Linked DNA regions of Mus musculus: regions 1, 2, 3, 4, 5 and 6 are each linked to region 7. A link is a loop called in an ENCODE intact Hi-C map of the cell type or tissue named here. Cell type or tissue: left cerebral cortex. All regions are shown on one strand.

Evidence for each region. Hi-C counts contacts between places; a loop is a spot of excess contacts. Peaks named below come from ENCODE experiments on the same cell type or tissue, not always from the same donor. Only the 100,000 strongest peaks of a DNase experiment are listed, where the experiment ranks them.
Region 1: a loop joins it to region 7, with 3 times the contacts of the local background. A loop is called at or near these places in 2 of 42 quality-filtered maps.
Region 2: a loop joins it to region 7, with 2.3 times the contacts of the local background. A loop is called at or near these places in 2 of 42 quality-filtered maps.
Region 3: a loop joins it to region 7, with 5 times the contacts of the local background. A loop is called at or near these places in 3 of 42 quality-filtered maps.
Region 4: a loop joins it to region 7, with 4 times the contacts of the local background. A loop is called at or near these places in 2 of 42 quality-filtered maps.
Region 5: it touches region 7 in a loop (3-fold over the local background); 3 of 42 quality-filtered maps call a loop at or near these places.
Region 6: it touches region 7 in a loop (3-fold over the local background); 11 of 42 quality-filtered maps call a loop at or near these places.

Annotation. Positions count from the first base shown.
Region 1 is chr11:96,255,936-96,259,935 of GRCm38, forward strand. All of the region lies in intron 1 of Gm53 (predicted gene 53), which reads left to right. Among named protein-coding and RNA genes, the nearest start is that of Gm53, 6.3 kb to the left of the region's middle. In left cerebral cortex, no CTCF peak of the experiment used is centred here; no DNase peak of the experiment used is centred here.
Region 2 is chr11:95,912,302-95,916,301 of GRCm38, forward strand. It overlaps B4galnt2 (beta-1,4-N-acetyl-galactosaminyl transferase 2), which reads right to left and starts at 2,570. Exons shown (of 11, transcript NM_008081.3): 1 at 2,519-2,570. The coding sequence starts at 2,529. In left cerebral cortex, no CTCF peak of the experiment used is centred here; DNase peaks (open chromatin) are centred at 2,468, 2,776 and 3,171.
Region 3 is chr11:96,740,293-96,744,292 of GRCm38, forward strand. The region is part of intron 10 of Skap1 (src family associated phosphoprotein 1); the gene reads left to right. Among named protein-coding and RNA genes, the nearest start is that of Snx11, 35 kb to the right of the region's middle. In left cerebral cortex, a CTCF peak has its summit at 1,908; DNase peaks (open chromatin) are centred at 1,990 and 2,954; H3K27ac peaks cover 277 bases.
Region 4 is chr11:96,309,911-96,313,910 of GRCm38, forward strand. It overlaps a transcript of Hoxb3 not described here. Among named protein-coding and RNA genes, the nearest start is that of Hoxb5os, 5.0 kb to the left of the region's middle. In left cerebral cortex, a CTCF peak has its summit at 1,838; a DNase peak (open chromatin) is centred at 1,792.
Region 5 is chr11:96,175,357-96,179,356 of GRCm38, forward strand. No RefSeq gene overlaps it. Among named protein-coding and RNA genes, the nearest start is that of Hoxb13, 17 kb to the right of the region's middle. In left cerebral cortex, no CTCF peak of the experiment used is centred here; no DNase peak of the experiment used is centred here.
Region 6 is chr11:96,200,207-96,204,206 of GRCm38, forward strand. Gm30134 (a long non-coding RNA gene) reads right to left here and starts at 3,420. Exons shown (of 3, transcript XR_001780305.1): 1 at 3,336-3,420; 2 at 1-834. It overlaps Gm11538 (predicted gene 11538), which reads left to right and starts at 3,248. Exons shown (of 2, transcript NR_108029.1): 1 at 3,248-3,494; 2 at 3,577-4,000. In left cerebral cortex, no CTCF peak of the experiment used is centred here; no DNase peak of the experiment used is centred here.
Region 7 is chr11:96,002,358-96,006,357 of GRCm38, forward strand. Igf2bp1 (insulin-like growth factor 2 mRNA binding protein 1) reads right to left here and starts at 3,587. Exons shown (of 15, transcript NM_009951.4): 1 at 3,102-3,587; 2 at 1,866-1,926. The coding sequence starts at 3,276. In left cerebral cortex, no CTCF peak of the experiment used is centred here; DNase peaks (open chromatin) are centred at 2,237 and 3,331.

The DNA of each region.
Region 1 (4,000 bases), 250 kb after region 7:
GCAGGCTTCCTCGGTTTTTACCGAATGAGCATCCTCTGGGCGAGTCTCTGTATCCCTGAGCTGAGGAATATTTCTCCACCTTTGGGAACAATTTGCTTGCTTCCTCCGAGCCACAACTCCACTGCACCCGCCCCGTTTCCCAGCTCTGGGGTTCTTCTTTCAGATGCCACCTCCCTTGCCACCATTAACAGACACCTGCAAAACCCTACTAGGTCCCCAGCAAAGGAACACTTCCATCTTCTGGAGCCGGCCAATTAATTAAAGAACATTAAGAAGCCGGAGGAGCTGTAATGGGGCTGTTTGGAACGTGGGGGCGCTGATGAGGTCATTAACCTCGGAGTAAAGATTGGAACTGCAGACGCGCCTCTGGGCCCTTCTCAGCATCCGGGTTTTGATCACTCCACCTGTCCATAGTGTTCAATCTTTCTCCTCTTGTCCAGCGATGCGTTTTCCCCTTTATTTTCTCTTTCTCTGACGGCCCTTGGGGAAGGTTTTATTACCTCTAGGTATCTAAAACTAAATGCCTACTTCTACATACCTGTCACAGACCAAAATAACTCAAGAGGTCACAAGAAGTAATCACACACTGACCGTCTAGGCTCAAGAGTCTCCAGTTTGGCTCCTTAGACCTAGCCCTAAAGTGATGAAGCTGAAATTTCCTCTAGACCAAAATATACCCTCAAGAAAAAGACATTTTCAGGGGAGAAATGGTTTCAGAAACTTGCTCTGTGGATCAGCTCAAGAAAAGGCAGTAAGTAGCCACAGAGGGTTCAGGTCCTGGTGGAGAAACCCCTAAAACTTTGGTTACAGTAGGCACATTTTCATCATAAGGCAAGTGTGCAAAAACTAGTGTGTTGTAGGTTGCTTTGCCTCTGTCCCAGAGCTTGCGGCACCCATGAGAGATGCAGGATATTCTAGGGAAGGCCAGTGACAGTACCCACAGGGCTTTGTGGTACACATGGCTGCCCCTTTAGTTGGTTTTTCCAAGCAAAGTTTCACCGCTCTCTCATTCAGTTCTGGTTGCTTGTATATGAACAGCAGCGGGTGGAGAGGGGCTGGTTCATAACATTTTAGGGGCACTCACTGTTACTTTAAAAATTGATTAAAAAAAAAAAAACATGATCCCATCCCTTTTATGTAGTCTTCATTAAATCCCATAGCTTGGGGGGGGGGCAGAGTTAGGACTACTCAGTTCCTAGACTAAGAGCCATTTGAATTGAGGGAAGGGGCCAGTCTCTGGAAAACACTGAAACCAAATATTGGTCAGTTTATGTAGATTTCACTTCTTGTCCTTTGGCTGGTAGTTCCGTGTTTGCCAGGCCACCTTGCACCTTTGAAAATACTCAGGGCTGAGCATAGCAGTCCACATCTTTAATCCCAGGACTTGGGAGGCAGAATAAAGTGGATCTCTGTGAGTTAGAGCCCAGACTGGTCTACAGAGTGAGTTCGAAAGCAGAGAGAGCTACATAGTGAAAGTCTTGGAGAAAAAAACAAAACAAAACAACAGCCCAGCCATTTGGATCTCTGAGTTCCAGGATAGCCAGGGCTACACAATCTCTGTCAGAGAGGGGGGGGAAGAGAGGGAGAGGGAAGGAGAGGGAGAGGGAGAGGGGGAGAGGGGGGGGAGAGGGGGAGAGAGGGGAGAGAGAGAGAGAGAGAGAGAGAGAGAGAGAGAGAGAGAGAGAGAGAGAGAAGTAAAAAAGAAAGAAAAAGAAAACACTGAGACAGCAGCAGTGTCTGGACTCCCAGTGTAAGCTAGCCTTTCTTCCCCAGGACCAAGGGGACTGAAGCATGAAGCAGTACCGGAAGCTTTGCTGGAGAATGTTGATCTTGGTCTGGCAGTCTGACCAATTCCTATGGAGGCTGGGCTTAGGCAGACTGTTAGGTACAACAAACAACAAAACAAAACAAAACAAAACAGAAGCACAAACAAGCAAAAAACCTCAGGGGAACTCCTGGAAAGAGAAGACTTTCCCTAACTGTCCTCTAGCTGGTACCCTGTGAAATGGAAGCCAAGGATCCTCAGTAATGTAGTGCTCTGTGGTCTGTGTCAGTGTACTGATCCATGCTCTTCTGTGTCAGTGTACTGATCCATGCTCTTCTGTGTCAGTGTACTGATCCATCCATTGAGTTTCCTCAGAGCCTCTAACTGCCTGGGGCTGAGGCCTTGAACTGAGGTTGGGAAACATCAAACTAAAAGGAGAAGGATTTGAAAAGAATACACACACACACACACCCCTCTGGTACTGAAAATTGATCTTGGAGTCTTGTGGATTTTATGCAAGCACTCTGCCATGAGGCTACAGCCCCAGCCTGCTTCTGAATCTCTTTATCATCTTGTTTGTGAGACATGAAGAACTGACAACCTCTGGTGATCCCAGGGGACCTCCCTACTTTCCCTTAATGTCTTCCTCTGTTGTGGCTTATTTCAAGCCCATCAAAAAGAGGACTTCTCTTCTCTAGCTAGGAAAATTGTCCTGGCACTCTACCCCAGCTATACTCAAGCCACTTAGATCCTCCCCCCCACCCCGAAAAAAGTTGGGCCTCTTCAGGACCTTGAGAGTAGGAGTCCCCTCCCCAGGGCTATGTTCAAACAAATGATGGGGTGTGGAAATCACCTGCTTTCTTGTACACACTTATGTGAGTAACCTATGCCCTTCCTGGCTCTTCTCCATTGTCTGTACATTTCAAACAATCATGCCTTGGAGCAGGTAGGACCCTGACCATTGTTAGTTGCCTGCCTCTCAGCTGCCAAACCCAACAGCTCTGCTCTATGGCAAGGAACCAATGGCTAGCTAGCTAATAGTATTTAAACCCCTGCCTGAAAATGAAAAGAAAAAAATAATCAATTTTCTGCTTGGGACAGCTTAAATTGACTAATCGTGACTGTGACAACCTGACCTAAATGTTTTTAATCAGAGCAGAAGAAATATATACCCATTTGCTCTCTACTTTACTAATTAAAGAGAGCTAATTGGTGTTTTCAGGAACTTCCGACTGAGGGTCAGAAGCCTCTAGTCATCTTTTCACCCCTCTTTGCCCCACCCCGCCCTCAAAGGACGGTCCCCACAGTGGAGTTGGCCTCTTTCCATCAGACAATTGGGGGGGGGGGTGCTCCAGACCCTCTGGCTCCTCCTTTGCAGCCATTACTTAGGCCCTGAAAAGGACACACAGTGATTGGCCAGAAGTTCTTGCCCAGCAGGGTTGTCCCCTTTCACACATCCCTAGACTTGTTTCCAGGAGCCAAGACCTCTTGCTGGTTGCCAAGTCAGCAACGCCAAATTGGTGGAGTGTGTCTCCCACAGGAGGCCCAGAACTCAGCCCAGTGCTGGGCATGGGGGAGGAGCTCAGAAAATGTTCCTCTGATGTGGAATAAAAAGTCCCCACCGGGCAAAAGTCTCCACCTATATGGAAGGTTTCCTGGCAGGTGCAAGACCCAGTTCTTTCCAGTCATTTCTTACATGCTCTGTTTCACTTCAGGCTTCTGCTTACCTATCCCCCTCCCCCCATTCACTTTATATGGCAGACACCCCCCCCCCCCCACACACACACCTCAGCCAAGGCAAAGGAGTCACCTGGAAGCCCTTATACAACCAGCTTTGCAGATCCCCACTCCCCCACCTACCCCATGAGATCCAGAAACTTCAGGCTACAGGGAGTTTGAACCTGAAATGAGCCAGATAATTGCCCCAATTCGCTGTTCCTTATTGAAGAGATAGTTTACAGGCTAAGAGGTTCAAAGGGCCTCACTTTTATGGACACTGCTTTAAGTCAAAAGAATACATTACACACATACAGGCTGAGGCTCTCTTGCCCTCCAACCTAGACTGGTTCTCTGAGAACAAAGGAGACTTCCTCCTTCTCCTCCCTCCTCCTTCTTCCTCCTCCTCCCTCCTCCTCCTATCTCTGTCTTCCTTACTCTATTAATACTTACTAAATATTCTCTTTGCAGGCATCATACTTAATTCTAGGCACACAGTACATGAATTACTATAGCCAC
Region 2 (4,000 bases), 90 kb before region 7:
AAAGCCTTTGCCCAGGACATCTGTTTCGATGCCGGTCGGTGCCAAATACACCACAGTTACCATTTCTCCAAGAAGTTGGGACTTTTGTGTTTCCAGAACCTAGTAAGATACCCAGCACTTATACAGAGAAACCCTGTCTCGAAAAAACAAAACAAAACAAACAAACAAACAAAAAAACCCCAACAACAACAACAACAAAAAGATACCCAGCACTTATACAGAGACCCTGTCTCGAAACCCCCCCCAAAACCCAACAACAACAACAACAAAAAAGATACCCAGCACTTATACAGAGAAACCCTGTCTCAAAAAAAAAAAAAAAAAAAAAACAACAACAACAACAACAAAAAAAGATACCCAGCACTTATATAGAGAAACCCTGTCTCGAAACCCCCCCTAAAACAAAAAACAAAACAAAACAAAAAAAGCTAACAACAACAAAAAAGATACCCAGCACATAGTAGGGACTATCCAGTAGCTAGCTCTTTTTTTTTAAGTGAGTGTGTGAAAATGAGAAAGGGGGTGGGGGGTGGGGGGAGGAGAGAGAGAAAGTTCTTCAACACTGGTTAAATAAAATTCTAGTAAACAATTGCTACAATCCAATCAGCTCCTTCCAGCATGGTTCTCAGACAACCTTCTCCCTCCATTTCCCCCACTGTAAAGTGGAGATACGTGCAGTATATTCTTCATAGGAACTGTTAGGAGAGCTGCTGGGAGAATCCAGAACACAGCCGCTCCACCCTGAATCAGTGCTGCATAGGAATGAGTGCATCTCTCCATCCTGGCCCCCCTCTTCCTTCATCAGGCTTTTCAGTCCACTTTACAGAGACATAATCCTGGAGCCCTCTCCTAGGTGCTCCTGGCGTATAAAATGAATTGAACGTTTTTTTCCACCTTTGGAGCCAAGGTCTCATGTAGCCCAGGCTGGCTTCAAACTCACAATGTAGCAAAAGATGACCTTGAAGAGTGGACAGACATGAGCCATCACACTGGCTTTTGAAATGAGTGGAATAATTAATATATAGTCAGTTTTGTTTAGAGGACACTAATCTCTTCTTGGGTTTTTGTTTTATTTGGGGAAGTGTTTGGCTTTGTTTGTTTGTTTGGTTGGTTTTGTGTGGGTTTTGTTTGTTTATTTGTTTGTTTGTTTTTGAGGGAAACTGTCCCATTTCAGAAATAGAAAGTCAGAAGTTGGAAGAGATGTTTCCCCAAGGCCACACTGGCCAGCACTGTATAGTCAAAACAGGAAAATAGCAGACTTCAGAGATGAAAATCGTAGATCTAAGGGTACAATTCTAGCTCTTTATAAGTGAAGGAAAAACAAAGTCTGGCCCAAAATGTGCCAGCCTTGTGTTCATTAGCATCATTCAAGTTGACTGAGTCTATGAAACAGAAGTCCCAGCTCCTATCTCCTCCCACATGCAGGAAGCAGGAAGCTAGAAAGAATATTGAAGGACTCTGGGATTCCTGAAGCCCTTCCTTAGCAATGCACAGCAGACTCCCAATATCTGCCTTCCTCCACTCTCTCCCTAAATCCTTTGTGGAACAAATGTGTGCTTTAAAAACAAACAAACAACCCCCCCCCCCCCAAACCTGGTCCTGGTGCAGAGTCTGCAAACCGTATACCACTGAGGAACTTCCTCAGCCCCTTTGAAAGTTTTGAGATCAGATCGGATGTCCATCTGGCCTCAGAATTGTGGCCCTCTGCCTTCCAGGTAGTTTAGTAGTAGTGACTGGCCTCTGAGTGTCAGGCAAGCACTTCACCATCAGAGCTACATGCCCCTCCCTTTAACTGCATTTGCTTTTGAAAAAAGAGAGAGAAAGAGAGAGAGAGAGAGAGAGAGAGAGAGAGAGAGAGAGAGAGAGAGAGAGAGAGAAACTTTGAGGAGGTGTGTGTAACACACCAAAATGATTTCTAACTCACACAACTCGTTTCTGATCCTTCTGAGTGTTTTGTAAAACTTAATCGAACACGCCTAAGTTCAGCCTCTTCAGCGTTCCACGGTGTTGTGCGGTGCATTGAGGTACAGCTGAGCCTCTTACTCCTGATGCAACCTTCTGAAACCCATTGGCTCTGTGAGGGCTGCTATAAAACTCTCTGGAAAGGACTCAGGGATCCAGGCTCTTACACTTGCCTAAACCCACATCCTACAGCTGGGTACCAGACTCAGTCAGGTAGGCGCCTGATCCCCGTTCAGCGCACCCGGCACCCCCAAGACACGACCCCACGCTCGGACTTGCCCCCCACCCCCTGGAGATCAACCTCCAAGTCGGATTTTCCCATGGGAAAACCGGTTCCGGGTTTGAGCCGGCGCAGCGTCTGAGACGGGAGAGAGGAGCGGGATGTCTAGCCAGGAAGGCACGCACTGTGCCGGGAGATCCTTGTCACCCACGCGAAGACTCCCCGGGCTCCACCAGCCGGCTGCCTGCTGTCTGAGCACTGCTGGCTGCCGCCGTTACACCTGTTCCTCCCCAACTCCGCGTGCCCACGTTCCTCCGGCCCAGGGACACTCACTACCTGGAAGTCATCGCAGCTCGCTCCAGCCACTTCTGCAGACTGCCTACCGCAGGTCTGGACGCGAGCAGGAATGAGCTGCGAGTCCCAGGGACCGCGCCCGCCTACCTCGCACAACCCCCGCCCAGGCGCTGGACCTTGCCTCGCGTCCAGGATGTGTTCCAACGGTTTTGACACTATTTAAGTTGGTCCACTGTGGCTGTGCGGCGCCAGGAGCCTATGTCCCGGTACATGATCCCTCCGGTGACCAACGCCCAGGCTTTTCCTACTAGAAGAGTTACAGTCAGGTTCTAACGCTTTATTTACTTGTATAAACTATAACAGCCCCGACGACAGTTCTGTGGCTTGATTTTCAGGTGAAGAAATCTAGGCAAGTTGGGGATAATCAGACAGTAAGCAGCGTCTCAACCCACTTTGGTGTATTTTATGTCCTTTGGGTTCGGGGCTAAAAATGCAAGCCATCTCTGCTCACCCCCATTTCTTTGGTGGGCAGGTCTTTTAGAGGGAGATAGAGAGGATTCAGGGTTTTACCCAAACTTCAGGATGAACTAGGTGAAGCTGGAGAAAGTACGATCCCGTGCCACCGCTTTCCTCATCCGGGCAAATGGCTTTCCGCTCTATCTGCTCTCGCTCCAGAGCGGTCCTCCGGGCTTCAAGGCGTGTCCTAGCACGGCCTGGATAACCTGGGCGCTCGCTGCAACCTGCAACCCGCAACCCGGCCCCTGCGCTTCTTTCCAAATTAATTCTCTTTCTCAGCCTCCCCGGGTCATCAAGCTTTTCTGTCCACCCTAGAAAGAAACACAGTTTCGTAGTCCACTCCTAGCTCTCCCTATCATCTCGGGCCCTTCTACAGCTCAAATTTCAGTTCCCTCAAATTCAGCCTTTGTCCTTACCTTTCCCCTAACACTCTACCGCAAATTGTCGTGACAGGAAAACAAAGCCGCATCCGTAGCCCAATCTCTCTTACAATGACCTATCGGACCACATAATGCCTTTTTGCTTGGACGTAGGAAAAAAGCGAATTTCACTCGAAATCGTTCCGCATTTGTGTTTGTGAAACCCTTTTCGAAAGGTGTTGGGGGTGGTTTTCGGGGGGGGGGGGCTCTTCTCCGTTGAGACGAGAATGGGATCCTACTGTTGTTCTGATCCTGCCAAACTGCGTGCATGCGGCTAGTTTCAGGTATGCAGAGGACGGTGTGCAATCGTCTGCTTACACATAGTATACCTTGCCGTGTCCCAGAAAGGAAGTACGGCTAAAAACAAAGTAATCCTAAATATCCAACCGGGTAAGAAAGATATAGTCACTGAGGCAGGAGGATCAGAATCCAGGGTCACCCTTAGTTACACACCAGTTAGATGAATATATAACTCGTAGAATGCAGCGTGGGGGAGGGAGGATCTTTGCCCGCTGTACACCTGACAGGATTGCCATAGAATATACAAGAAACTCAAAAGAAAGAATAAAGCCATTTTTTCCAACTCCAT
Region 3 (4,000 bases), 740 kb after region 7:
GCAACAACAATCCTTCCCCCATCTGTAAATGAATGAACATCTTGATTTTATAGCTATTTGCTTTGTAAAACTGAGAACTGAAACAAAAATTACTGGATGCCTAAGTAACACTTTAATTCGGAATTCATTTACGCAGTAGCTATGGAGTTGTCACAAACCATAATGCAGTATTTAATTAAAATAACAGAAGTGCATCTAGATATGTCCTGGGGTAGCTATCACCAAATGATAGTCTGTGCCATCAGTATTTTGTTTATGAAATGGCAGATTCTAAGGTGCAGCGAGGCTGAGGCGAGAGCATAAACATTTTAAACTTGCATTTTTAGAAAGGTTCTTTTTTTTTTTTCCTGCTGCATCATTAATTTTTTCTTCTTCTGTGGTGTGTGTGTGGTGTGTGTGTGGTGTGTGTGTGTGTGTGTGTGTGTGTGTGTGTGTGTGTGTGTGTGTGTGTGTGTGTGTGTGTGTGTAGTGTGGTGGGAATGACTTCTGGGATTGTTTTGCTGTGGATAAAGATCTCTCTTTCTAACTCTTGCTTTTCAACTATTGACCTCCCAAGCCTCCAAGGCTGTGAAATCCTGTCTGTTGTCATGGAAAGGCGCATGAGGTTCACAGGAGTCACAGCAAGCGTGGGACATCTCAGGCAGAACTTGGACGTGGATTCCGGGAGGGTAGGCTCACTGCGCCGGTTCCCACCGTCTTCCTTACACCTTTTCCATCCATAAAATGTTCTCATGCCTGCCTGTTCTACCCTGTGGATGCTCACCACGGTTGCCTTCCCTTTTCATAAACGCATAGCATCTATCTTGCACGCACCCACCATCTATCTCCACGCTCACATCAGCTGTCCCCTCCACCTCCTTGTCTGCAGAATTATGTTCAGCAAAGTCCCGATTTATAGGAAATAAATAATGAAAATGGAAGGGACTGGGAAAGATAATCGAAACATTCAAATTGTTATTTTTCACTGCACTTTACACAAGCAGAGCATCTGTAAACACCTAGAGAAGGTGTCGTCTGGTCCCTAAAAAGCTATGCCTCCAGAATACCCTGACCAAGTCCGTCTCTGTCGGCATTGCTTCATCTCTGCTCCAACTCTCCTGCTCTTGGAGGCTCCCACCATCTGACCTTTTTAAAATGGTAATTCATACCCCGCTATTGTTGTCTTTCTATCTGATTCTTATTTATCCTGCGTATAATGGCGTGTTTGTCACCACTTACGCTCTGTAAGATAATTCTAAAGACAAACATAGCAGTCACCTTCTTAAAGAAAGAAAGAAAAAAAGTCCTTGTGGTGGCAGTATGAAGGTGTTCTGAGAATGGTCTCACAGCCCAGTCCTACAGCTAGGGTCTCCTGGAAGGAGGATTTCTTCTACACTTGTAATTATTTTAGCCCCTTTCACAGGTCACATAAAAAGTTAATTTCAATCGCTGCTAATTTCCGTCCAACAAGAGCACGGTACTTTAAACCACCCAAAATAATTGGATTCAAAACAAATTTAGGAAATTGAGTGTGTTAGAAAGCAAATAAAAATATCCTTTTGGTAGGGAGGCGGGGTGAAAGTAGTAAAAATGGCCTTTTTCCCCCTCTCTCCCTTCTTTCCCCTTCGCAACTTTGCCATTAAAGTTGCACCTACAGCTAGAAGTTTGTCCGTGAAAAATGGTCATTTTGTTTCTCTGCTCAAAGAATGTTATTAAAATGCTAATTTAAAAGAAAAAGGAGTTAAATATCTAGCGATGGTGCATTCTAATTGCAGCCATAATGAGCTCTCTAAATGTGCATGCCCCTGACACACACCAAGCATAAACAGCAGTAAACAGATCATTAGTACCCGCGTTCATTTATTCTGGCGACCTTACCATGACCCCACCGAGGGTAGGGTGAAAAGCAGGTGGATCTGGCTGTGACACCCCCTAGAGGGATCCAGGAAATGAAGCTATAAGCTGTTGTCATGGAAACGCCTATGTGTGCAGATGATGTAACACACCGACAGGCTGTAGGGCCCCCGCAACTGGGACGTTCGCCTTTCCCTCGCCGGAACAATCTTGAGGATTAAATTATTCATTTCTTTAATTCACAAAGCAAAAGGAATCCTAATTTTCTTGGTGATGTGCAACTCTCTCCCATTCATCTAGGGTCTAAAACACAGCGACTTGTCCCCTCTTTCACCGAACCCACATTCTAGTCCCAAATAGCTGAATTTGGCGAAATCAAGTGTGGAAATGCAGCAGGAATCCAACACTCAGTATCTGCACTACAAGGAAAGAAAACCTATGGGTTTCTGCCCAAATTTAAAATGTAAAGTGTCCTTTCCTGATTAGGGCACCTTGGGCAGGGATTAAATGTATACTGCTTTGTTTGTTGCAAAGCAGCAGAGTTAGCCCTGAGAACTACCAAGCCCAAATTCAATGCCATGAGAACGGAGAGCCACAGCCCCTAATGAGCACCTCACCCTAGCAAGGTGCAAAACAGAGATGAGAAACAAGCAGCTGCTCACCCCTCCCACGCTCAATTGAGAGAATGGAGATTAATAAATATAATTCTTTGGAGAATGATTCCACTCTGTCCTACCCTGTTTTGTACCAAACAACCTCAATAACCTTACAGCAACAATAGAATAACTTTTCTTCTTCTTCTTCTTCTTTTTTTTTTTTTTTTTTTTTTTTAAGGAAGCAGAAAAGACGATCTCTGGAAATTATTTTAAAATAAAAAATCTCCCAGCCTGTGCCTCCCTCCCGACCCCCCTCCCCATTGCACTTTAGATGAACCTGTGATATTGTAGCAATGGCCCTTGAAGTGCAGTGGGGAAGTGATTTAGGAGAATATTAAAGGCAATGTGGAGATTCAAGGCGCCTCTCTCAGGGAGATCTGGAGAAATACGCAGCACAGATGGGCCGAGCAGATTAAACATTTCCGTCACATTGTTTCCAAATTGTGTTGCGGTGCCTGAGGCTGGTACTGCGGTCAGAGCAAAACAGAGTGGCGGAGCTGCGAGCTGCACAGTTTATGGAATACATATTAATATGCCCGTCTCACATGGTATCACAATTCTATCAGCTCTGAAATGGGGCTGCCTCTATTGTTCCTGAATTCTGCACCGGGCACCTTGTTTCCTCCCGTCTGTAAATGTTTACCTTGCCTTTCCCCTCTCTCTGGTAGGTGAAGTGTAAGTTGTCTGCTCCATTCCTGGCTCTCTTTACAAACCTGCTTCTCTTTACCCCTCCCTCCATGATTTCTCTGTGGCCTCTGCTTGCACTGCACACAGTTTTTCACACACATTTCCATCACCAAGAGCATCTGGTGTGCACAGATCCTACACACCTCCCTGGCCTTGGCTGCGAGGTCATGTGTTCATTCACACCCTCTTCAGGACATTCAGGCTGTATCCTCCCTCTCGCTCAAGTGCTCCCAGGTCCTCCGTGTGGATCACACGGTCTCCTCAGAGCACTCTGTTCTTAAGCTGGCCTGGGCTTTGTAGACTTGTCCTTGTGAACCCCCAACAGCTTTTGCTGACCCACCTTCCAATGTGCGCTCTCTCTCTCTCTCTCTCTCTCTCTCTCTCTCTCTCTCTCTCTCTCTCCCTTTTAATAACACCTATCTCCTCAGACAAGCAGGTCCATCAATCATCAGGATAGCAAGTTCCCTGAAACGTAACAATAAATAAAACTGGCTCAATTGGAGCAAATTTAATGACTCATTTGTGTTATGATCTATAGACCAAAATTCTGAATAATGGAAAAAGAGAAAATGATTGCCAAGAACCTTAAGCACAGTGTAAAATAGCCTGGAGAGGCCGCCAAATGACTCAAGGTTTTAGCTAAGCGCTGGGCTCCCATCCTTTCCAGTGTCACAAAACCACCAGCTAACCAGCCAACCATTTCCTTATCCCTTCAGGAAAAATCTCCTCACAGAATGGTTTGTGCTGAAAAATGGGTATGTCCGTCTTTGGTAAACAATTCTTCCTAGCTTTCTGCTTCCTGCAGATGGGAACTTGCTGAGCTA
Region 4 (4,000 bases), 310 kb after region 7:
AATCTCCCCTCCCCCATTTTTAGGAGTTGGCACTCCTAGTCACTTTATTCATTTTTTGGAGGTTTTTAGAGTAATTGGATTTTGGGGCTGGGATCTGCCCACAGCAGGGCTATCGATTGCTGCAGCGCAGTTACACATCCATATTAATTAACCCAGACACCACATGGAAACTGAGCTGTTTGGGAAGGGGGAGGGGAGCAATGGGGGCCCTTTATGGAGAATGGCCATTTCTCCCTAAGTGTCCCTGAGGCCCAGATAGGAAGAGTTGCTGCCCACGAGAATCCTGTGACCCTCCCAAGCTCAAAGTCCTTGGACATCAGCAAGGGGTAAGCCTGACTTGGTTGCTGCAATTGGACTCCCTCAAAAATCTTCTAGGGGTTAGATTAGGCTTCTAATGAGTCTTCCCTGTTCAGTTCCGTCTTTCTAGCTTGCTGATGCTGTTTCTGGTGGAGGTTCCCAAAGCCACTTTTTTTTTTAAGTGGCGTTAACAGCCTTCCACGCCTTCATTTCAACTTCCCAAAAGGTAGTAGCTTTCTGATGGTTTTCAGGATTGTTTTGAGTGGTTCTTTTACTGTCCCATTTGTTGTCCGTGCTGTGGCCTTTCCTTTTCCTTCTACTCTTCTCTCCAAAAAGTGATTAAAATCTGTTAAAGGATTTAATTAAGAGAGTTAAATGAAAAGGAAGGAGGCGCAAATGAGTTGGGGGAAAAAACCCACACCAAAGCTATTCTCAACGATTAAATCGCCATTTTAACAATATAATGGAGTTTGCATCCTGAAAGGGGAAATCAACGCTCATATCTCATCAATAATTCATAGAGTCCGGGATCACGCAGAGGTCAGCAGACGGGGGTGGAGGGGTGCGAGCGCCGGCCTATGTGGGGGCTCCAGGCCTCTGCCGCATACATTACCCGCTGCTGGCCTCACTACCCATCAGCCACTTGAAGGTCACGCCGGGGTATGCCTACAGGTTTAGGTGATCTTTCCTCCTTTCTTTTAACGAATTTATTGAGAATTCATTGATTTAGTAATTCCAAGTGGAAGTGGTGGTGGTTTAAAGTCCTGGATAGGATCAAAATCCGAGAAATTTTGGAACCTGTTGGCCAGTACATAGCACTTCTTAAATTTTACTTTCTCTTTCTCTCCTTCCTTTCCTTTCCTTTCTACCTTAACTTCCTGCCTTCCTGTTTCTCCTCTTTTAATTTCCTTTGAGAAAGGAGGATGGATACAAAGGGAAGCACCTTGCGGCCTCATGCCCATGTCAAAGGCTCCTAGGCCTGGCTCTTCTTGTCTTCCTTTCTTAAAGGACTGGGGACCGAGTGCACGTGGCTGCAGGTTGCCCTGAGACCTTGGGACTCAGCGTCTAGGGTTGCAGCAGCAAGCCATTGGCTTCAGATCCCGGTAGGGTAGGATGAATCATTCAGCAAGGGATAATTTCTAGGCCTGAGGCTGCCTTTCATAACCTCCAGATACCCCCCAAACATCCCTAAGTGAAAAGGGGGGCAGTTAACATTGCACCAAGCACTTAGCAGGCCAATGGTGAGAAAATGACTGTGTAGGGAGTCGCTTCTTGGGGGAATTTGGAGTCGCTGTTACACACCTATTTTTCTCTTTCTCTCTATTCCTCCCTTCTCTCTCTTTCTTCTCTTTTCTCTCTCCTTCTTGCTTAACAACTCCAAAAGGACCTTACGAAAGGAGAAATGAAACCTTTCCCTGCAACAGATGGGAACCTGAGAGGTGGTTTTTGGGCAGATGGGAAACCGAAAGCGCGCTGGTCCACTGCAGGGCTGTTGCGCTGGCGGGCAGGCAGAGGCTGTAACTTCCCGGATCTGCCAGTAGAGTCCGCCTTAGACCAAGTTCACAGCCAGGCTGGGGTCTTAGAGACGCTAGAGAGCGACCGCTCAAGGTGGCCCCGGGCCCCGCTGGGTCTGCATTGTTAGGACAGAGCTCTCCTTTCACCCCTAAGGGCACAGTAGACTCTTCTGATCCCAAGGAAACCCTGCCTCAAGCTCTTTCTATTCTTCACCTTAGAATTCACTCTTCTTCTGGCCAACCCACTCTGCCACTCAGCGGGTCCCATAGGCCCTCTCTCAGGAATCACCGCCTCACTCTTTCAGGCAGGAATGAAGGAGGGTGGGCGGTCAAAAGCCTTGGCTGGCATCTCAACCAAAGAGACGTATGAAAATGCAGGAAGTGGGGTCCGTGCTTCACCCCACCCCTAGGAGTTACTGAAAAACCTAAAAGCTCTTTCTTGGGGTGGGGTGCGCAAGGTGGCCAAAGGGGAGGGACAAGAAAGGTGATTTGCTCTTTGATTTCCGCAGTATTCACAGACCCGGGGCTGTGAGGCCTGTGTTATTGCCGGAGAGGTCGCAAAGTTGGAGGGTCAAAAGTTTACGTGCATGCGTGATCCCGGCGGCCCAGGCGTCTAGCGGCGGGGGCGGGGTGGAAGAGGGGGAGGGGAGGGGGCTGTATGTGTGAAGAGAGAAGAGAGAGCCTGGGCTGCTGGAGGTAAGGAAGGCAAGAGTGGGTTGGAAGGGGTGGAGGCAGCAGAAACGAGATAGGGGGAAGGCAGATATTTGAGAGAGGGGAAACTGAGGAAGGAAGAGACCATTCCGCTAAAACTGTGAGGCTTCTTGGTGGAGAGCTGCACAAAAGACGGTGCTCCGGGCGTGGCGAGTCCTCCACACGATTTTCTCTCCCAAAGATAACCTTTGAGTCACCACATGAAATTTAATTAAAACCTACCCAGCCGCACACATTTAAAAAAATCCAATTACCCACACGTCCTTGCAGGACGTTTGGCAGGACCAAAAGAAGGCTTCCAAGGTGAAGGCTTGATTCTCACATCAGTCCCACCCTGCTCGCCCTAAAGGGGATAACTGCAGGCTCCTCACCCACCTGAAAGATGTCCCCTGTTTTCCCAGACCCCTAGTTCCTAGACTAGTTGCAGGAAGCTGAGTTCAAGACTTTGGGTCAGTGCTAGAGATTTTCTTTTCTTTTTTAATTCTCCATCCTTTCTTTTAAATGTCGTGCTTAAGAACTAGGGCATTGAAAAGTCGTTTGCTCTCTCATTCTCTCCCAAGCCTCCGTTTGGATGTTCATCCGGATTCCCTCTCTCCCTCTTTGGAGGAGGGAAGGGCAAGTGTGATGGAAAAATACCTAATGATCACTTGGAGATCTTTGTAAATGGAGTTGAAGCAGGCGACCTGAAATGAACCCTCAGTCTATGCATTAAGCTTAGTTCATAAGTAAAATGCTTCCTAGAGACCGTGATAATAACAAAGCATATGCCTATTTTGGTCTTTAAGTGATTATTGCATTATAAGATGCCATCACAGTCTCTTCTAAACATTCGCTATAGGAGTTGTACTGTGGGTGTTTGTCCTTCCACAGTGGAGAAAACCTGAGAGCTTTTGTAAAGATGACTTTTGAAATAAAGCCAATGAGGAAGAAAAAGGTTAATAGCAAGTTTCAAGTCAATTTAACCCCAAGGTCCTCCCACCCCAACTAAAAGGTGTTTGGAATCTTATTTTTATTTAGTTCTCAAGTGAGATTCTCTGGGGTGGGGGTGGAGTCCAGAGAGGAAGTCTTGGGGCCTGAGGAGTAGAGGCTACAGGGGCAAGGAGAGAATCTATTTTGTTTGATCTCCTCCTAAGTCTCATTTGCCTTCATCTTAGGAGAAGATAATGACAAATTAAAAAAAAATCTGTAATAGACTTGGAGTGGCCCAAAGTCCCAAGCTAAAAAAGGTTTTGGGAAGGGAAGAGTGACTTCTGCCACCCCAGACCAAACTGGCTGCCTTAGAGAGTATTTTCCCAACCCATCCATAGCAGAGGGTACCACTACCAGCGTGGAAGAAGAGTCATCTGGCTTAACTCAACCAGTCCGCTGGGGGCCAGAGAAAGGGAAAGCTATTATAGACATTGACATTGCACCAGATTTTAAAACCTTGGTCTTGGGGGGTGGGGACAGAGTGGCTGAATGAGTGAGAACTAAGGATG
Region 5 (4,000 bases), 170 kb after region 7:
CCATCCTGGCAAAGCTTGGGCGGGCAGTTGGTCCTCAACTGGAGGGGGCGAAGGACCCCCAATGTAATAGGGGGCTTCTTTGGGGATAGAGCCCAGAAAAGCAGGAAAACTTTCCTGGAGTCACGCGGCACCTTCAATCTTAACTTTCCTACTGCACCCCAACTTTAGCCTCGCGGACTTGGCACTCCAGCCCAATGCTTGCTGTCGTACTCCCGTACTCCCCGAGTACCCCATCCTCAGACGCTGCCCACTCTCAGAGAACACGTACGTGAATGGAGGGCTGAATGGAGGGCTGGCGAACGCGTTCTTTCTCCTTCACTGAGAACTGGAGTCCAATGGGGGAATCTCCGCGACCTTCCATCCGGGTACACGGAGAGATAGATGATCCTGAGGACCCCAGCCCTATCTCCTTCCAGGGCTTTTTAGGAGGCTCCTTCGGAGGGGCTAGTAACCCGTAAAGGCTTCAAGATTGCCACAAGCATTTTGCCATTATGGTCCACCAAGGGACTTATCCATGTCTTTCAATTTTAAAGAGTCAGAGACAGCAAGAAATGCTAAAAGAGAAATGAGACTTCTCTCTTCATTTAATAATAATAATTTAAAAAGCGCCATAATTCAAAGAGCACATCCTTTTGTCCTTCCTCCAACCCGACCTCCACCTCCCAGGAAAAATTGTCAGAAAATTTCTAGCACACATAGAGACACTTTTCACTCTCTCTATCATGAACACAGTCTCTGTAGACCAAACCCAAACTTCACATTTCAGCAAACACATCATAGGAACGAAAATTACTTAACAATTTTTTTTCTTTTTGATTGGGAAAACGGGATGGGGATAGTTCTCCATAAAAGAACATGCCGGACTAGTGAAAGGGTTCAGTGGGCGAAGATGCTTTTGTCATTCTTGAAGAATTGAGTGCAACCCCCAATGCTGGGGACCCCTACTATGGGAGGGGAGAACGGACTTCAGGGAGCTATTCTCTGACCTTCAGGCCACATGGCATGCCCACACACAAAAGCAAACAAATGTACTTAAAAAAAAAAAAAAGAATATAGATTGCCTTTTTAAAACATGTGTCCACATCGGGCTAGCCTCAAACTTGTGGCAACAATTCTTCCCGAGTGCTAGGGTTATAAGCATGTGCTACCATGGCAAGTTACAAACTGCTTTAGAGCCTACAAAAATGCTTATTGTGTCCAATTCCAATGAAAATTTTATTTATGCGGACCCCTCGATTTTATTCAGTCCTTAGAGTCTAGAATGTAGCTGAATGTTGAAAAGGGAAAAGAAAGTCAAGAACACATTCTAATTACTTCCCCATCCATCATCAAGTAAATTAGTGTAAAGCTGAGCCCTTTAAAGGGGAAAGGCATCCATCCATGCTTCAGACTTAGGGTTTTGAAAGAAAGGTAAAGTATAATGTGGTAAGCAGCCATCTCTGCTAAGCCTGTACTCTGAGAACAGTGGCTCCTTATACACACACACACACACACACACACACACACACACACACACACACCCCTCACTGTGTAACCGAGGCTAGCCTCAAGTTCGTGGTAATCCTGCCTTAGCTTCCCAAGCTAAGATAGTGAGTGAGTTGTTACTTTCCTTATCAACATATGAACCATTTTAACTTTGGAATTCTTTAGCACGCGTTATCCATTTTAAACGATAGGTTAAAATAAGCCAATTGTTGTTTTTAGTGGTGTTTATTTCTAATACTTAGGCGGTAAAGGAGAACAAGTTCGACAATATAAAAAGGTTTCATTTAACTACCTTCCTGTTTGTTAAGAGCTCATCTCTACGATCTTTACGACTAAATGTGGGCTTTGCTCGGATAATTAGAACAAACAAAAAAAATCAGGCTATTGACTTGATCACTTGTTTTTTTTCTCTGAAAGGACTTTGCAGAGATTAATTCAAAACAGTGCCTAAACTGAGAGATTGTGTAAACTGATTTGTTCGGAGGAGAGGGGATAAATACCAATTTCTGCTTATCCCCAGATCAGGTCTCTATAGCTGAAACCACAGACAAAAGAGTGGGAAGGACAAATTATTTGTGCCGTTTACACCAAAAATTCCTTCGGTTTCTGACAGTTCTATTTCAAGTTGAAACCCGTTTCTTCCTGCGGGGCTTCCCTGGTTCTAGAACGTCTTGGCAGTACACTTCTAAGCTTTTCGCCTTGGGGCTCCAGAGCCCACTGGTGGAAACACTTGGGTGTAGGAGGGCTGGATCTCTCCAGTCAACTGCGGAAGCGGGGACTGTCTTGGGATTGGCGCCTGGGAGTGCCCTGGAATGGAGACACTGAATGGGATCTGGCGCTCACCAAGTCCCTAATGGGAAGAAACACTCCGGAGTCCGCGATGCTTCCTTCTTCTGCCTCCCCCACGCCCGTGAGAAAGCAAAGTTGGGGAGGGTGAAGCAGGAGGCCAGAAGCCCCTCGCTCGCTCTCCCACCCGCCCCACCACTGCGGCCCGCGCGGCACCAGGCTAGAGACGGGCTCCCGGGCATTATTCAAAAGCAAGGCGGCCTTTTGTCCTGGGCACCCGAGGACTTGGTGAGAAGCCAGCTGGGCGGCCTGGGATCCTCTGGCCCTTTGCTGGGCTGGAAGCTCCAGACAATCGTGGGTTGTCCTTAGGGAGATGGCTGGTGGTGCCCTTGGGTCTAAGCTTGAGAACTGTGATTCGGCTTGCTCTGCCCTCTCTCCGACTCCACTGCAGGCAGATTTAGGACGCGTCTGAGATCTAACCCTCTCCCGTAAGTTTACTAGAATCTCCCCCTTTCCAGACTGGATAGATAGTTGCCTGTAAAGTCCCTTGGGGTGAAGTGGGGGAGGCAGGGAAACCGAGGCATAGAGAAAGATGAAGAGATGTAGTGGGAAACGGGGAATCTTGGAGGCAATTTTGTGGTCACAAGGGCCTCAACAACTCTGAGGGATGAATCCCGTTTTTTCGGGGGAGGGCACGGTATAGGGCACTGGGAAAATAGGCATCGACCACATTAAGGAGAGGCATTGGGCCAGGGTGGGGATTGCCAGAGATCCCGGCCAAAAGAAGCCCTGGGAAGAGTATAATGTTATTCCGACTTAGGAACTAGCTTCCTAACAGCCTAGGGGTCCAGGGTTTTCATCCCTTCAAAGAGCAGTCGCTCGGAAGCAACAGTTTTTAGCAATTACGGACAGGATGACTTATCTCCAAACTAGCAGCTTCTCTTCTCTGCCTCTCCAAAGGGTGCTTCTCCCACCCGCTCCCTGGAGGTTCTGCTAAGAAAGATGAAGGAACAATCCTAGTCAACCAAGCAGATCCCTGGAATCCAGTTCCTCCTACCCTCCAACTCCACCACACTGGTCTAACGTGGTTTAATGGCGAAGGGAAAGTCTGTTATTTGCCCAAATGCTTCATTTTTGTCGCGCGCGCGCGCGCTTGTGGCTTTGTAACACCATGCCAGGGGAGACCAAGAATAAGACTGACGCCTGAGGACAAAAATTAAAGTGGAATTTTAGGACTTTAAAACTGTGGGTCTTGCGAGTCTTATGATGTAATTCAGTATTATGATGAGGTTCTGAGTTCATCCCAAGCACAGTACAGGCAAAAACCCAAACCATCCAAACAAACAAACAAACAAAAACCAATGTAGATAGCTCTCTGGCCCTGTTTATGGGCTAAGCCAATGACAGAGATAATATCAGAACTGACTTTTAAAAAAAATAAACAATTCTACGTGTGTTTATAACCAAGAAACAAAAAAATCCTTTTTGTCAGTCTCTAATAGCTCCCTCTTGTAAGCTGACTCCTGGGTCAGAGAGAGGGGTATCCATCCCAGGTAAGGACTAGGATCCCAGAAACGACTGCTCAGAGAGTGAAAATTCCAGCGGGCCAACTGTTGTTCTGTGGAAGGAAGGCCAAACAATAGCTGATTCCTTCTGTACTGGGCAGACATGGCTGGTTGGTTATTTTGGCACCTAAGGCGGCCAAGCTATTGGATGCTGAGCCCAGTGA
Region 6 (4,000 bases), 200 kb after region 7:
GTGGTGGAAAAGACGAAGGGAAGAGGTTTCAGTGGTTTTTGAAAGGCATTTATACCACAAGCTCACCCACCTGAACACTCTCTGTCGGGGCAGACGTAGGGGAAACTCAGGAGCCGCCCACCTCCTCCTGCCCAAGCGCGGGGCACCGTCCCTCCTCCCGGCTCTGGTTGGGGCTGGAAGAGAGATTCAAAACATCCAATGGGGGAACAGATGCCAGCCTGCCTTCCTTTCACGACTACTAGTTGTGGGGGGTGGGGGAAGGGCACGGAGTGGTCCGAGACTGTGAAAGAAAGAATGCCACCATTACCCTTAGCCTCCCCTAATTGCCCCCTGAAACAGGAGAGGCAGCAAAGGAATGCAGTAGCCCCCAGAATTATGGGAAGAGGAAAGCAACGACTGTGGGCACCCAGTCTGTGGGGGTCAGGGACTTTGCCATTGAACTTGAAGATCCAGGCTGGTGGTCTCCCCTCCCCCTCCCCCACTCTACTAAATGCTAAATTCTTTATGGGGAGAGAGGGGGAATATGGGGCGGGGTAGAAGGGTAAAACGCACATCTCTGGCCTTTGAGAAAGCTGGGGCTGGTGGTTGCATTTACTACTACCCAGAGACCTTATGGGAGCCGCTGCTCCAAATATCCCCTACCCTAGGAGCAGAGTAGATTCTTCAGCCTTCTCTCTAGCCTCAGAAATGGTGGGCCAGGGATTCTGCCTCACCCCAGAGTTAGGTTCTTGGGTTCCTCTTCTAGCTGTGGGAATCTCAAGAGCAGGCTGAAATCTTTGGGCAGATGTTTGAAGAATTCAGGGTCTAGAAGCAACTGGGTCCCCATCTCCACCTCTGCAGACCAATCAAGAGTGTTATTTATCCTATCCTCTTTGTTTGGTTTACTGCTTGCAAGAGTTTCTCTTTTAAACTGTAAACTAACATACAGTTTTCTGTAACCGAGCGTTTCTTATGTATCAACTTGGGATCTGCCTCTAGAAGCCCTTGAAGGAATGTCGCTCAAGCACTGAGGGACACTGGAAGTCTCTGCAATAAGAGGAAAGGCCTCAAAGGTTCTCTCAGAGGCAACTGTCAGGGGCATCTTGATGGCCTTTGAAGGGATGTCGTTCGGGTCAAAAATGACAAAGAAAATGCTTCGAAGTATGCGGGACATTTTTGGTTTGGGCTAGGGAGAGGCTTGCTGGTACCCTGGGTACCTTGGGCATGTGGCTTTAAGTTTGTCTTTGACCAGATGGAATCTTGGCAAGAAAAAAAATAATAAATATTGTTAATGTTCTCATTTTTATTTAAAACGTTTTGTACCTGTGTTGAAAGCTAGACAAGATCCAACAAGGATAATGATTTACTAGCAGACAGGAAATTAACACAATGCCAGGGCAGAGTGTCGCAGCTCCCCTCAGGGCCTCTGGCTCCCTTCCTCTCCTCAATGCCTTCTCAGAAGTTCCTGTGGTAGCTTCCGAGGAGACACTGGAAGGGGTCCCAACACAGCAGTGTTGAACCCTTTCTGTACAGGAGCATCATGAAGCATCATGGGATAGGTCACCTCCTGAGAGTACTAACTTGCTAACTTGAAGTTTGGGTGGGTAAGTTCAGCTGCAGACATTTAGCAAATACCCAATTTCCCCCAAACTGGCACCTTTTCTAGTGTCCCTCAGGGCTATTGTCCCCCACCCTGAACTCATTACTTAGTAAAGAAATGGAGACAATAGTGCCACTCACTTTATTTGTGTCAAAATGGTAGAATCTTGGTCCCAAAAGGGGACTTCTCTTAATTTCTGAGTTCCAGGTCTTTACCAGAAGACAGACCAGGAAGCCAGTCTTTCCCACCCTCTAACAAACTTCTTCCTAGGCAGTGACAAACACCTGCTTCCTTCTGGAACTCTCTATTTAGATCACAGAGGGCAGGTGCTTTACAAACACTCTAGCCCTTGCCTCACTGGGGACTGGGTAGATTTGTCTGAGTGTGAAAACAGGGTAAATAAAACGCATGTGATCCCAGCACTCGGGAGGCAGAGGCAGGCGGATTTCTGAGTTCGAGGCCAGCCTGGTCTACAAAATGAGTTCCAGGACAGCCAGGGCTACACAGAGAAACCCTGTCTCGGAAAAACCAAAAAAAAAAAAAAACAAAAAAAAAAACAAAAAAAAAAACGCATGTGATCATTTAGTTCAACTCAGTTTTCACTTCAAGCACCTCGTGCATGCCAGTTTCCACTGGAGGTGGAAGGCAGAAGAGACCTGGGGGGACACAATGCCTGCCCCTAATTTTGATTAGATTCCCTGTCAGCTCTTAGGTCTTACTGCCTCACTGCTCCCCTCCCCGCGCTGAGGACTCCATTTTATGTTTTCTGTCCTGTGAGGTAGAGGGACATATTTACCAACTATTACAGTCAGGACAAATGGAGAAACAGGAGGGAGGCACACAGGCTGCCACCTGGAGAGGTTTCTCCCGTAGAAGCCCTGTTCCAGGAGGAACTGGAAAGATGTTCAGAATATCGAAAACTGAAGAAAATACGCGCGGAAAACACAGGAGAGGAAGTAGGAAACTATAGGACCCAGCGAGAGACTTGCGTGAACTTCCCTCTCTGGATGGAGGTAGGGAGGAGGGGTGTATCTCACAGGGGCCTGGAAAACAGGGCAGAACCTGACACTGTGGCCCTTCCAGACTCTGACCACCGCTCCTCCACTCAGGCAGGCACCACACACACACACACACACACACACACACACACACACCCAACTCCCTGTCAGAGACAAGCGCCAGCCTTTGTTTGGTTCAATGGGTGAAGTTCGCTCCCCCTCCCCCTCCAAGCAAGGTTTTGTCATTGAACTTGAGTCAGGTTGTAAACGTTCCTTTAGCCCTTCGGGAGTGTGAGAAGTGGGTGGAGGGGAAAGGGGCAGAGGGGGCTCTGGAAGGACCTGGAGCGCCAGAGACCTGGCCTTTCTAAATCAGGCGTTACTTTATTAAAGGTCCTTGTCTTCTGGGAGAACGAACAGGGTCGGAGTGTAAAAAACAAAAACAAAACCAAAACAAAACAAAAAACAAAAAAACCCAAAACCCGTCGTTGAGGCCTTAGAGCAAATGAGGCCGATGCCTTAGGCTCCGCGTGACTAGCGTTTTCGTTCTCGCGCACTCTCCATTCCCCGGAGTTTACCTTGGGTTAAGCAGTCAGCCCCCTAGTATCTTTTCTCGCCATCAAGATAAACACGTGCATAAATAACAAAGGATTAACAGCTCCAGCTAGCGCTCAATCAGAGGCGGGTCACCCTGCTGCTCGGTCCTCACTACCCTTGTTGCAGCCCGGAAGGTCCCCCTGCCCGCAGAGCGACCACCAAACCTCGCATGTGCTCGATCTTTGTCTCAGGACGAGGGTGCAGAAGCTCGGGCAACGGGGCGTCTCCCGTCTCCCGCAGAGGAACCTCGGCCACTGCAGCCGGGGAACCCGGGCGAAGTGCGTCTTTCCCAGAGATCTGCTGAGAGCCGAGGCCCGTGACTGGTGAGAGGGCCGTAGAAGCGGGTACTGAAAACAACCACTGAACTGTGGTTGTTTTGTTTGGTTGTGATCATTTTTGTTTTAGGAATTCCCGATCCTGGAAGCCTGAGGAGAGCGGATGTCCACGGCGGGATGTGGGAGTGTTTGCTGGCTGTAGAATGCCGGGTAGAAGGTGGCCCCGGGCGAGCTGCGGTCAGGGAGAGCCCGGCTAGCCTGGGGGCCTGAGGTGAGAAGAATGGGATTCTGCCCGGGTGGGATCCGGCCCAGGAGTCTCTTCCAGGAGCACCTCCACAAACCCCGGGAGGAAGGTTAAGGAGACTCCAGATCTGGTCAACTCCTGCAAAGTTTCCGGCCCTTCCATTTATGGCCGGAGAAAATTGCCAGGAGGCAGATTCACAGTGGCAAAAGGGAAGTGGCCGAGTGAATTATCAGGATAATGTCATGGATGCTCTGTCTCCCAGTTCCTACCGAAGACTGTTTGGAATAAAGAACTGGGTATTTTCATCTTC
Region 7 (4,000 bases):
ATGTTTCGTTCAGAAAAATTATTTCAGAAAAGGGAGCCCACAAAAAAATCTAATTTATTATGGACGTGAAAGGAGGAAATGGAAGGAAGGAAGGAAGGAAGGAAGGAAGGAAGGAAGGAAGGAAGGAAGTTAGTTCTCTCAAATCCCCTCTCCATTCCAACTCAAAAGAGCCCCGAGTAAGGCATTTGTGGGGACAAGAAGCCTGGGTGGAAATGCCTTCAGAGGCAGCAGATGGCTTGAAGAGAGAGACCCACAAATACAGGGCACTATGAAAATTAAAATATAAATGTTTTGAGTTCCACTTCACCACACTTTGCTGTTTCTTTCTCTTTTGCCTCCTTGGCTTTAAAATGTAAATCATCCCCAAGAGCAGGAAGGAAAAGTGACCACACATTTCAGAATTCCAATTATTAGATCTCCCATCAACACAGCTCTGAGTCCATGTATTCACGATCTCCACTGTATTATTCCCATCTCCATTTTTTTCAAATAAAGCTTTTTTTCCTTCCAATTTTAGTGCCTCTGTTAATTCTAACAGCAACAGCCTCAAGCATTTGACAACAAACCACATACTCTATAAACCTAGACACAAGCCATAGTGATGCTCTTCAGCTACAATAATTCAGTGACTTAAAACTCTGAAGCCAAACCACAGATGACAGACATGATCTCCAGCTAAACTTTCTCAATTCTTTAAACATATGTCCCCACCCCACCCCCCACCCCACCCCCCAAACCCCCCACCCCACCCCCAAAGCACAGCACCCACACAAGATTCCCACCTAGGAAGGGCCAAAAAAACTTCAGAAATACAGCACGTGCCCAGCTGAAAAGAGGGACTGAGAAGACCAAAACTGGACTGAGGGCTGCTCCCAACTAAGGACAGGAAACAAAACTGCACTGTCAACAACGCGTTCACAAAGTCTGATGTGAGAAACCCTGCCTCAACACTCCACTGCCAGAGTTCAACCGCAGACTTCGGAATTCGAGGGGACTGGAAATCCATCCTGAAATTTTAAAGGTGGAGATACCCCATTTGGCGGAAAAGAGAGAATACGGAGTAAAAAGAACTCACCAGAGGAGACACACACACACACACACACACACACACACACACACACACACACCCATTCATCCTCCGAGTTCTAGACCCTCCAAAGAGCCCCAGCTCACAGCCTCAGCACAAAGCTCACCCCAGATGGTCCCTTGTAACAATGGACTGAAGGAGTGGGGGTGGGGGGGTTGGAAAGGGATAGCACGGCCAAAGCACATTCATTGAAAATCCAGTTGATGAGGTACTATAAGATGCGAGGGACTGGGGATGAGGGTCTGTGTAGGGGGGCAACAAAATCCATGCCTATAACAGAAATTATTAGGCCAGCATAAGGAGATCTGAATGGGGTACGTTGCTCATTAATCACCCCCAGTAGAAAAAGAACACTCTCAAATCTACTAACAAATTGTGTTATAAAAAAGATGAGAAACATAGGAAAAAGGAGGCCTGATAGAAAGTTATAAAAAAAAAAAAATCACCACCACCATTAGTTTGAATTCTCCATATTTAAACTCCCATACAGAAAATGGTCCCAGTCCCACACTATGAACTAACTCCACAGAGTTCCTGCTCTATTGATTTTTTTTCTCTTTAATTTTTCAAGTAATGTCTTTTAGCCCACCCCAATCCCAAGTTGTTGGATTTCTTCTAAAGCTATAAAACAACCACTACACGATCCTAGCCAATCTCTCCCAGCCCCCAACATCCGGAGTTGGGGGTGGGGGTGGAAAGGCCAGTAATGGGTTTGTTCCACTGGAGACGCTATGGACCCCTAAATATTACTGTTTCCCAAAAGGAACTCTTTTCCTACCTTTGTTTTTTGGGGACTGAGTGTTCAATCTCTAGACGTTTTCCTTGCAGTTCTACTTTCCCTGAAGATTTAAAAAAAGAAAAAAAAAAGAGATGAATGAGTGTAAAGAAATGGGGGAGGGATGGGGTGGAAGGGTGAGTAAGGGACATTAGCTAAATTCTAGAGTTCCTGGGGCCTCCTAGAAATCCAGGCACCAGCTGCAGAGGCCTGTGGGGGGAAAGGTTGCTCCGGGTTTGGTAGAACCCGTAATTTCGTTGGGTTTTTTTTTTTCTTCAATTTTTTTCGTTTTATTTCCATTAATCACGTGGGCTGATTGAGCAGCCTGCTCAGATTTGGGAAAGGTGTGAGCGTTTGTGTGAGCGCGCTTGCTTCGGCGGCTCCAGAAGTAGAAGGAAGGAGACAGGCGAAAGCAGGATCGTTTCGCGAAGTGGGGCGGGAGTAGAGAATTAAAACTTTATTTTCCAGCAGAGCCACGGTGAAGGGCTTAGGCGACCAGGCCGGGTCGGGGCCACAGGGCTAGCGGAGGGCCCCCGGGGCGGCGCGGCCCGGGGCGGAGGGTCCCTCGCGGTAGCCGCGCGCCTCTCGGCCCAGCCTCGGCGTCTCGGGAAGCAGCATGGCGACCCGCCGCCGCCACCGCCACCGCCGCCGCGCCACCCGGCTCACGCCCCACTTTCAAATCAAAATGGCTCAAGCCCCAGGCCTTGGGCGGGAGGCGGGAGCCCCTTCCTCCCACGTCCTGCCTCAGGGCTTAGTCCCTAGTTAAAGCGGGAAGAGCTGAGGTGCGCGAACCCCCATCCTGGAAAGGCCCGGGACGGAGGGCAGGGGCTTTGGGGGTGCTCTAGCGCATGGGGGGCTGACTAGGGGCGGGGGGGAATCGGGGAAACCACGCCTATACCCGAACCCCAGTGTTCGTGAGACACCCCCACCCCCACCCCCACCAGTTGCCAACCGGGGCTCCCGCCCCGTCGGTGGGGAGGGGTGTAGGGAGCCGCCACGAGCGCCTCGGGCTGGGGGAAGGGGTGAGGAAATCCCGAATATCTCCGCGCCGGGAGAAGGCGTCGAGGGAGGCCGGGCGAGGCTGGGGACCGAAGACGGAGGCCGAGCCCTCCCGGACCCGGGAAGAGTTGGCCGGCAAGGAAAAGAGGAGCTGCAGGTCCCCGTTGTTCCGGGATTTCGTGTGTGTGTGTGTGTGTGTGTGTGTGTGTGTGTTTTCCGGGGAGGTGGCCGCGCTCTTACCCGAGAAAGTTTCGATGGCCTTCATCGCCCAGTGCTCGTCGGGGCAATCCACGAAGGCGTAGCCGGATTTGACCAAGAACTGGCCGCTGTAGGAGATCTTGTGCTCCGCGAATACTTTCTCCAAGTCTGCGGGGGTCACACTCTCGTTGAGGTTGCCGATGTAAAGCTTGTTCATGGTGGCGGTGGCGGGGCAAGGACACGGTTCCAGGCAAGGCCGAGCCGGGCGGGCGCGGGCGGAGAGCCTCCTAGGCCGAGAGGCGTGGAGACGGGCGGCGGGAGCCGCAAACTTTCTACGCACCCCACCCCTGAAGTTGTCCGGAGCTCCGGGCGGGTGGGCGGCCTGAGGGCACGCGGGGGTCACGGGAGAGTTTGGGTGAGCCCGGGAGAAGTGCCCGCCGAGTGCAGGGGAGGCTGACGACGACGCGGCGCGGCTCCTTCCCTTCGGTCCGAAACCCCTGCGAGCGGGCTGGTGTGTCACGTTTCTCCGCGGCCGCCCTGGCGCCGCCTCTAAATAAAATCGACTTGAAAAAAAAAAAAAAATGGAGCAGGAAAAAAAAAAAAGGCGAAGCCACGTGGTGACAGCCCCCACCCACCCTGCAGGGAAAGACCCCCGACGCCACCGGGCCCCTTGGCCCTCCAACCCGGACCAACCCAACAGTCTCCAATCTTGGGGGCGGCACTCAGCGCACCCCACGGGTAAACCAGGAAAGTGGAAGCAGAGTTCCCCCCCCAGCTCTCCTATCCCCCTCCCCCTTTGCAAGAACCTGGCCCCTAAAGCGGCGCCCCGCCCCCACAGCGACCTGCACGGGGGGGGGGGGTGGCGGGGGGAGGGCGGTGGCGACCCAAATCCCCCCAGTTCTTAGGAATAAAATGTACGGTAATTTTTTTATTCGTTTTGT